Regions from separate parts of the Homo sapiens genome. Here region 2 is linked to region 1. Evidence: chromatin contacts called from ENCODE Hi-C data. All regions are on one chromosome and are shown on one strand. Each heading gives the region's core, a stretch centred on a gene start or an enhancer-like site at or near the end of the contact. The rest is flanking DNA. Distances are from core to core; before and after follow the strand shown. Region 1 holds the start of TTC6 (tetratricopeptide repeat domain 6). Region 2 holds the start of SSTR1 (somatostatin receptor 1).

Region 1 (4,416 bases), core at 1,011-3,510:
TTTTATTTTAACATGACTTTACATGTACACCTTTGCAAGCTATTTAGAAACTCGCATTAATTTTGTCACCACTTTACAGTCCCCTGTTTGAAAAATTTGGTGACACAGTTTGTCAAAATAAATCTTTTTTTTTTTTCACATGCTGATGTTGCTGCCGATGATTTCAACGCCTGGCTTTGAGATTCCGTGAGTAGTCTTGAATAATTTAAAATTCGAAAATCAAATTCTACTTATTTTCTCTTAATGCTATTGTATTTCCTAATTCTCAGCTTTAACATGTAAGAAAGTACTTTCGCTAGGGGTCTTAATTGAATGGTGGGGTCGAGATGACTGCGTCAGAATTAAATCTCTGGAAGACCTCTGAGCTCCTTTTAAAATCATCAACAAGCGAAAATCCTTATCAATAGCGATGTGGGAATGCATTAGGTACAGTATTTTAAACATACAAAACCTAGGCATATTAAAAAGCACTCCTCTGGTAATTTAATAAGGAATAATGATGTCCTTAAGTTTATTTTAATCAGCAAGTATGACTCAATTTGAAAATATGAGAACAAATAGATTTAAATAGGAACACCCAGTAAACTATGGTATGCAAATAAACTCAGAGGTAAACTTGTGAATACATAAATCTAAATAAGTCAGTTACCATCAAAATATTACGTGATCCTATATTTTTCTGTCCACGTCTTAAAAGTATTTTTTACCTTGGGGCTTTATTTTCTTTCCCTCTTCCCAAGATTATCCAAGGCAGTTCCAATACGCGTTTTCAATAATGGTAATTAAACTTTTGGAGGGTAATCGCCAGCTGTTTCCAGAAAAATACTTTTAATAGGTGGTAGTCCTCCCTGTAACTGGTTTTCCCTGTAATCCTTTTGTGCACATTGTAAAAATAACCCCCATGAACGTGCCACCAAGGGGACAATGAAGAGAAACAGGTTCTCGGCCCAGAGTTGTGAAGAAGATTTTGGTCGCACTAGCGCCACCCAGCGGTTTTAGAGAAGGAGCACACTTCTCCCCAAATAGGGCTTTTGAAGAACAAGTTTTACAAAATTTAGAAATCGTTTCATTATTGAGACACCCAACTTGGCGGCAGAGCGCTTTAATCAGAAGACGTCTGCGAATTAAACGGTGGGACGAAGAGGTCGCCTTGTGGGTATGCTCCGGCTTTCTCAGAGTTGCTTCCAACTCGCACCGGCGCTCGCCCGCCCGCTGCACCCCGGGCCCGGCTCCTGCTCCCGCTCGCTGCTGGGAAGAGGCAAGCGCTTCCTAGAGCCGCTGTTTTCAAAGCCCGGAGTTTCCTAAAACTCCCTCTCCGGCTGCGAGAGTCGGGACAGAGCAGGGCAGCAGGTCCCGCTTCCAGGCCCGGCCAAGGCCCGGCCGGGGCCACACCGGCGGGCGGGCAGCGGTGGCACCGAGAAGGCGCCCCCGGCCCGCCTGCCTGCCTTGCCTGGCGCCCACCGCTCCCCGGCCTCCCCCGGCACGGGCTCCAGCGGCGCCCCACCGGCCGCCCGCCTCGCCTTGCCTCTCACCTCCTGCGTGTCTGCGTAGTAGCTGTTCCAGTCGCTGGTTTCATGCCCTTCCATCTTCACAGTTCCTAACATCCTGGAGCCACCCTGCCCAATACAACCATCCAGCCCTGTGCGAAGCGACGGGCGGCCGCGCGGCGCGGGGCGGGGGAGGGGAGCTGAGCAGCTGCAGTCACCCGAGCGCCCGCGCGGGCCCAACGCCACCCGGGCGAAGAGGAAGCCCAGAGCTGCGGGGCGCGGCGTGCGCGGCGGCGGCGGCGGCGCGGCGGGCGGGGGCAGCGCCGGGGGCAGGCGGCTGCCGCGGAGCGCGGCGCCGGGGAGCGCCTCCGCGGGAAGTGAGCGGGCTGCCTCTGCGAGGCAAGTGCAGTTGAGCTGATGTGGATCTTACGTCGCTTGAGTGCCCACCTCCTCGTCCTCTCCCCATTTGTCCGCCGCACAAAGACGCTCGCACCTACAAAGCCCGAGGTGCACCTGCAAGGCGGCCGCCCGCCAGTCCGGCCGCCGCGCCTCCCGCCCCGCCGCTTCACCGCTGCGCGCGACCCCTCCCCCGCGACCCCTCCCCCAAGCGGGGCCCTCACTTTGTTTGCAAAGCAGTGTAATTGGTTTAGGCCCGGAGGCTAGGGAAAGAGGGAAATGGGGAGGGAGGGGGTGTAACCCCCTTTGGAAAAAGAAAAAATAGGCGGGGCCAGGCGGGCGGGCGGGCTAGGGCTCTGGATCGGAACCTCGCAGCCGGAGAAGGCCGGGGGCGGTGGCGTCGGAGACTGGGCTTAGAGACCTTGTGGGATAACTGACCCCGGGGTCCCTCCCCAGAGGTACACGCCACCTTCCGAGCGCGGGCTGCGGCCCAGTCTCGCGCCCCTCCTGCTCTTTGCTTCCTCCCTCCTGATTCCTGACCCAAAGTTCAACCCCGGGAGACTGGAGAATACAGACTTTTTTTTTTCTTTCCTCCTGAGAGCTTCAGACTAGAAAAGGGAAAAAGCCCCACTTTTGCTTCGTCACTAGAAACCGGGTCATCTGAGTCAGCCGAGCCAAGTGACGTTAGGCCGACCCGGGCCCCGGGCTAGCAGAGCGGAGGCGCTGCCACGAAACTCGTACCTGCGGCTAAGAGCAGGTGAGTCACAGCACCGGTTTATATCTTTATGACATAACTTTTTTTTTTTGTTCCGCCTCGGTCCGCTCCTCTCCCCTTGTCATCTGTAGCGACCACAAAGAGGAAGAAACTGAGAGCAGATGTCTGTGTGATAGGGCAGGCGGACCCAAGTCGGGCCGTCCTCCCCCTGCCGGGCTCCTCCTCCCGCCCCCCTTCAGCCGCTTCAGGGAGTGAGCTGGAGACGACCGTCTGGTTTCTGATAGGAAAAGGTCAGGGGGAGGGGACATCTCCCATAACACGCGCGTTAGCTGGGAGAGCAAGGGCCTGGGCGCGGGAACGCATCTGCACTGCGAAAGAGATGCCAGGCAGAAGCCCGAGACTGCCCGCAGCGGCGCTTGGTCCTGTCTGTGACCCGGAGGGTCCGGGCTGAGATCTCAGGGGCTCGCTTGGTTCCTAATCGGTCCTGGACGTCGGTGGGAGAGTCTTCCCAACGCAAAGTCTCTTTACTCTCATGAGGCCCTGGGTGGTGGTTGCCCACTTGTCCTGGGAGAGAGAACAACTGAAGTGACCGGGTGATAGGCAATTAGTTGGTGATAGATTGGGAGATGGTGCGTGTGTTTTGAGTGTGTGACCGTTTGTATATTTCTGAGCATGTGTGACTGTGTGTGTTTCTGAGTGTCTGTGACCATGTGTTTGTTGTACTGCCTGTAGAACCACTAGGTTTCCTTAAGTAACAATAAAATAAAATCTAAAGTAATTAAGAATCCGCAAAATCTTCTTGTTTTGCAAAGTTTTTAAAATGTTATTAATCTCATTTTAAGAAATGTGTTTTAACTTGTCTTCCAAACAGATACCTTTTTCCCTGTGCTTTGTTCTTTTAAATCTCTTTTACTTGAAATCTGGCAAGAGAATCACTTTAAATCCCTGAACCAAACAAATCTCTTAAGTCAGCAGGGGAGCAGAGAGGGTGAAGATGTGCAGTTAAGGAAATAAAAAAAGATAAAAGCATTGGATTACATTTTTTTTTTTTTTTTTTACAAAAAGGGTGGGGGGGTAGAAACGTCACATCATAAGGAAAGGAATGAGTGAAATTAAATCCACCTGGAACTCAGTAGGGCAGGAACCCTCCCTAATGCAGCCTGCTCCTGTGACTGCAAGTTGTCCCATCAGTTTGTGTAAATGTATCTGCGAATTGTGTGTCAGAAACTAATTCTTTTGTGCAAAGTTCCCATTAGTAGCTGACTTTAGTTCCATTTGTAAAGTATACGGATGCTTAGCTTCCTGGGCCTGATCCGGGGGACTTTCAGTGCTAATGAGCTTCCTTGTTCCTTCTGGAGGTGATTCTCCAATACCCTCTTGGCTCTTCAATAACACCGAGCAAGACTAGGTTATTTTCTACCGAGAGTAACAATTTATGGATAGTAATAGCTTTTATAGTGCACAAAAAAGTTGGCGCTTTAAGTAGGGGAAAAACACTGTCACCTTAAAGGGGGGGTCAATTACAATATCAAATGTTCTTTTAGCCCACTTCCCAAACCTACTAAGTCTCATATTTTCAAAAAAAAAAAATTGACTTAAGAAAAAAAAATCCACTTTTCATAGCGTGATGGCCGAAGCGGAATTTCTCCTAGGCTTCTTCAAAGCCCAAGACCGGTGATGCAGAATGGACTCTGCCAGCTTCGGAGACTTGATCCAGGTCAGGGATCCCAGGTTCGCAGCCGGGGGATTTCCACGAAAACAGCGCCTCCTGTCGTGGAGAGGGAAAGCTGAATTTTCCCGCAGGCGCCTCCGGGGAGC
Region 2 (4,447 bases), core at 278-2,777, 610 kb after region 1:
TGGCTATTATGAATAGTGCTGCTATGAATGTTCATGCACAAGTTTTTGATTAAACACCTGTTTTCAATTTTGAGGAGTAAATAGAAGTGGAATTGCTGGCTCATATGGTCATTCTTTTAAACTTTTAAACTTTTTAAGCAATTGCCAAAATTTTTTTCTGAAGTTGCTGCATCATTTTTTATTCCCACCAGCAATGTATGAGTGTTCTAATTTCTCCACATTCTCACTAACGTTTATTTTTTGTTTTTAAAAATGTTCTTATAGCCATCCTAGTGGGTGAAAAGTGGCATCTCAAAAAAATAAAAATAAAAAGCATTCTCACGTCAGGTCTTAAGTTTTCTTCTTTTGTATATGAGGCCACAAAATTGAGAGAAATTTTCCCTAAGATGAGCTGAAAGTGAATTTAATGAAATTCTGAACAACAGAGCTGTTTTTCACTGACTCCCATCACACACTTCCCAAAGAGCAACCATGATCAAAGCCAAGGCATCTAAATAATGACTGTTGAAATCCAAGCTCCCAGAGGTACAGATAGTCAGGTGTCTTTAGTCAGTGATTGGCAGAGGCATCTAAGGCATTATATGAGGCTTGGCTAGTAAAATGCTCTTCTGGGATTCTGGGACAATACCCACTCTCTTTTCTTTTAACTTAATGAACATTTATTTTCTCTCCATATGTGCTGTATTTGTAAAGGAAAAATAAATATAACTAAACACCAATTGTACATTCCACTTTAAAGAAGGCAATTTGTTCAGGTAAAATAATGGGTTAAAACAGTTTCAGCCGTATGAAATTTCAAATTCCATCCTAGCACATTCCTCATTAATAATTGCACACATTCCTATGAAAGTCTGTCATTTATTTTAGTCTTTGATTGCTATCATCAACACACTACAGAAGTTATTCTTTCCTGTTCAAGACAATTAGTTTTGGGAACTAAAACACATGCAGTATATGTAAGTGATTACCTGGATAAAGCAACAGGGCATTAGGAAATATACTTTTTTGTTTTTAATTTCTGCATCCATTTCTTCATTCTGGACCGGTACAGATAGCCTCCATGAGGAGTTTAGCCTCTCCTTGGAGTAAACTCTACTGAGAGGAGGAAAACTGAGACTTACAGTACAGCGGGCACAGCCTGGTTGAGGAGAAGGAGAAACTAAGGAAAAACTGGAGACAGCAAAGCTTGAAGGAGGCAGAGCACTAAGCTGCTGCGGGTCACTCTTCCTGTGAACAGGCTAGTTTCAAATAAAGGCTTGCAGGGATCTTACCGAGCAAAGCAACGTTTATGAAAAGGAACAGGGAAGTTGCATGGAGTGTGATTCTTCCTTCCACAGGAACAGTTGGAAAGCCAAAGAGACCCTAGAGTAAGAATGGTGGTAAGTCCCAGGGTTCGTTTAAAATCCTGATAACGGAACATACATTCTTTCTTACGGGAAAACCGTTTTGATTCTTAAATGAAGTCAGTGAGCTTCAGGCTTGCCTACATTGATATCTCCTAATGGTTTGGGCACGTGACCCAGAGCCAGCTCACAAATCAAGCCTCAGAAAGAGCTGACATCCTAGCTCTTCCCGGAAAAACTCGAATGTCGCCCTGCCGTTCCTGGGGTTGGTGACAGGTCTGGTCATCGCACGGCGGCAGCTCCTCACCTGGATTTAGAAGAGCTGGCGTCCCCGCCCGCCCAAGCCTTTAAACTCTCGTCTGCCAGAACCCGCCAACTCTCCAGGGTACAAAGTACAGCAGGGACGCGGGTGGAGCCCTTCCAAGCGGCGCAGCCTTATCTTTCCCGAGTGAACACCTAGGTGGATTCCCAACACCGCGCCTGGCACGTTTCTGGAGGGAGTCTCAAGCTCCTCCAGAGCTCCCAGCTGCGCGTCCTCGTTTCTGCAGTCGATATTCCTGTGGGAGACACGGGGGGCTCTGAGCGCTACGAGCTTTATTAAGAGATTTGCGAATGGTTCACTCAGGTCCCTGAACACTCCCAATAGCCTAAGCTGCCTGCTGTGTTATAGCGCAGAAGCCCCTAACGCACGGTGGTTGTCCTTTCTTCTCATAACGCTCGCAGCTTAGGGCCAGTTTCCGCGATTCTAAGAGTAATTGCGTGGGCACCTGTGCTGGGGCCAGGCGCAAAGAAGGGAGTTGGTCTGCGCGAAGATCGTCAACCTGCTAACAGACCGCACATGCACTTTGCACCGACCATCTACGTCTCAGTCTGGAGGTTGCGCACTTTGGGTAAGGAGGGCCCGGAACTTCCCTGGCGGGTCTGAGCTGCAAGGCAAGCGAGGGTGGGAAGAGGGAATTTAGGGTTCTGGACTGCGGGACGGGAGAGAAGCTGGGGTCTCCAGAGAAAAGGGCAGCAATGGAGGGAAACTGAGATGAACTCCAGACATCCATGTTCATGGATCCGTTTGAGTCTTTGCTTTGGGTAGGAGAGGAGTGGAATGAGACAGAATCTATACCTTTGGTTCCCACCCGCCCTCCAGTAAGGCCGAGGAACTCTCTTGGTTCCTCTGAGAGCAAGAGGCAGATGGTGCTGCGAGGGAACCCCGGAAGGAGCCACTAAAGTTGAGCAGAGTGCAGGACTGGGAAGGAAAAAAATGGGGGGCGGGGGGGACAAGCCACCTATGTGCTCTCCTCCCTTTCTCCACCCCACCCCCTTTTTTCGTAGCTGCTGACGCGCTGGTGGTGCCTATTAATCATTTACCAGTCCAGAGCCGCGCCAGTTAATGGCTGTGCCGTGCGGTGCTCCCACATCCTGGCCTCTCCTCTCCACGGTCGCCTGTGCCCGGGCACCCCGGAGCTGCAAACTGCAGAGCCCAGGCAACCGCTGGGCTGTGCGCCCCGCCGGCGCCGGTAGGAGCCGCGCTCCCCGCAGCGGTTGCGCTCTACCCGGAGGCGCTGGGCGGCTGTGGGCTGCAGGCAAGCGGTCGGGTGGGGAGGGAGGGCGCAGGCGGCGGGTGCGCGAGGAGAAAGCCCCAGCCCTGGCAGCCCCACTGGCCCCCCTCAGCTGGGATGTTCCCCAATGGCACCGCCTCCTCTCCTTCCTCCTCTCCTAGCCCCAGCCCGGGCAGCTGCGGCGAAGGCGGCGGCAGCAGGGGCCCCGGGGCCGGCGCTGCGGACGGCATGGAGGAGCCAGGGCGAAATGCGTCCCAGAACGGGACCTTGAGCGAGGGCCAGGGCAGCGCCATCCTGATCTCTTTCATCTACTCCGTGGTGTGCCTGGTGGGGCTGTGTGGGAACTCTATGGTCATCTACGTGATCCTGCGCTATGCCAAGATGAAGACGGCCACCAACATCTACATCCTAAATCTGGCCATTGCTGATGAGCTGCTCATGCTCAGCGTGCCCTTCCTAGTCACCTCCACGTTGTTGCGCCACTGGCCCTTCGGTGCGCTGCTCTGCCGCCTCGTGCTCAGCGTGGACGCGGTCAACATGTTCACCAGCATCTACTGTCTGACTGTGCTCAGCGTGGACCGCTACGTGGCCGTGGTGCATCCCATCAAGGCGGCCCGCTACCGCCGGCCCACCGTGGCCAAGGTAGTAAACCTGGGCGTGTGGGTGCTATCGCTGCTCGTCATCCTGCCCATCGTGGTCTTCTCTCGCACCGCGGCCAACAGCGACGGCACGGTGGCTTGCAACATGCTCATGCCAGAGCCCGCTCAACGCTGGCTGGTGGGCTTCGTGTTGTACACATTTCTCATGGGCTTCCTGCTGCCCGTGGGGGCTATCTGCCTGTGCTACGTGCTCATCATTGCTAAGATGCGCATGGTGGCCCTCAAGGCCGGCTGGCAGCAGCGCAAGCGCTCGGAGCGCAAGATCACCTTAATGGTGATGATGGTGGTGATGGTGTTTGTCATCTGCTGGATGCCTTTCTACGTGGTGCAGCTGGTCAACGTGTTTGCTGAGCAGGACGACGCCACGGTGAGTCAGCTGTCGGTCATCCTCGGCTATGCCAACAGCTGCGCCAACCCCATCCTCTATGGCTTTCTCTCAGACAACTTCAAGCGCTCTTTCCAACGCATCCTATGCCTCAGCTGGATGGACAACGCCGCGGAGGAGCCGGTTGACTATTACGCCACCGCGCTCAAGAGCCGTGCCTACAGTGTGGAAGACTTCCAACCTGAGAACCTGGAGTCCGGCGGCGTCTTCCGTAATGGCACCTGCACGTCCCGGATCACGACGCTCTGAGCCCGGGCCACGCAGGGGCTCTGAGCCCGGGCCACGCAGGGGCCCTGAGCCAAAAGAGGGGGAGAATGAGAAGGGAAGGCCGGGTGCGAAAGGGACGGTATCCAGGGCGCCAGGGTGCTGTCGGGATAACGTGGGGCTAGGACACTGACAGCCTTTGATGGAGGAACCCAAGAAAGGCGCGCGACAATGGTAGAAGTGAGAGCTTTGCTTATAAACTGGGAAGGCTTTCAGGCTACCTTTTTCTGGGTCTCCCACTTT

What was found. Hi-C counts contacts between places; a loop is a spot of excess contacts on that map. Pooled maps may share reads with other maps.
Region 2: a loop to region 1 is called in a map of naive thymus-derived CD4-positive, alpha-beta T cell, with 12 times the contacts of the local background. The contact joins the promoter of SSTR1 here to the promoter of TTC6 in region 1. A Hi-C loop is called at or near these places in 1 of 168 maps with a recorded cell type or tissue (naive thymus-derived CD4-positive, alpha-beta T cell), 5 of 37 single-sample maps with no recorded cell type and 9 of 50 pooled maps.

The regions. Positions count from the first base shown.
Region 1 is chr14:37,593,369-37,597,784 of GRCh38, forward strand. TTC6 (tetratricopeptide repeat domain 6) reads left to right here and starts at 2,261. Exons shown (of 33, transcript NM_001310135.5): 1 at 2,261-2,640. FOXA1 (forkhead box A1) reads right to left here and starts at 1,881. Exons shown (of 2, transcript NM_004496.5): 1 at 1,533-1,881. The coding sequence starts at 1,604. RefSeq lists enhancers at 1,817-2,676, 2,190-3,389.
Region 2 is chr14:38,206,377-38,210,823 of GRCh38, forward strand. It overlaps SSTR1 (somatostatin receptor 1), which reads left to right and starts at 1,528. Exons shown (of 3, transcript NM_001049.3): 1 at 1,528-1,728; 2 at 2,067-2,233; 3 at 2,670-4,447. The coding sequence starts at 3,014. The coding sequence ends at 4,189. LOC124903303 (a long non-coding RNA gene) reads right to left here and starts at 2,911. Exons shown (of 2, transcript XR_007064117.1): 1 at 2,706-2,911; 2 at 839-1,900. RefSeq lists enhancers at 1,330-1,991, 2,975-3,678, 3,679-4,381.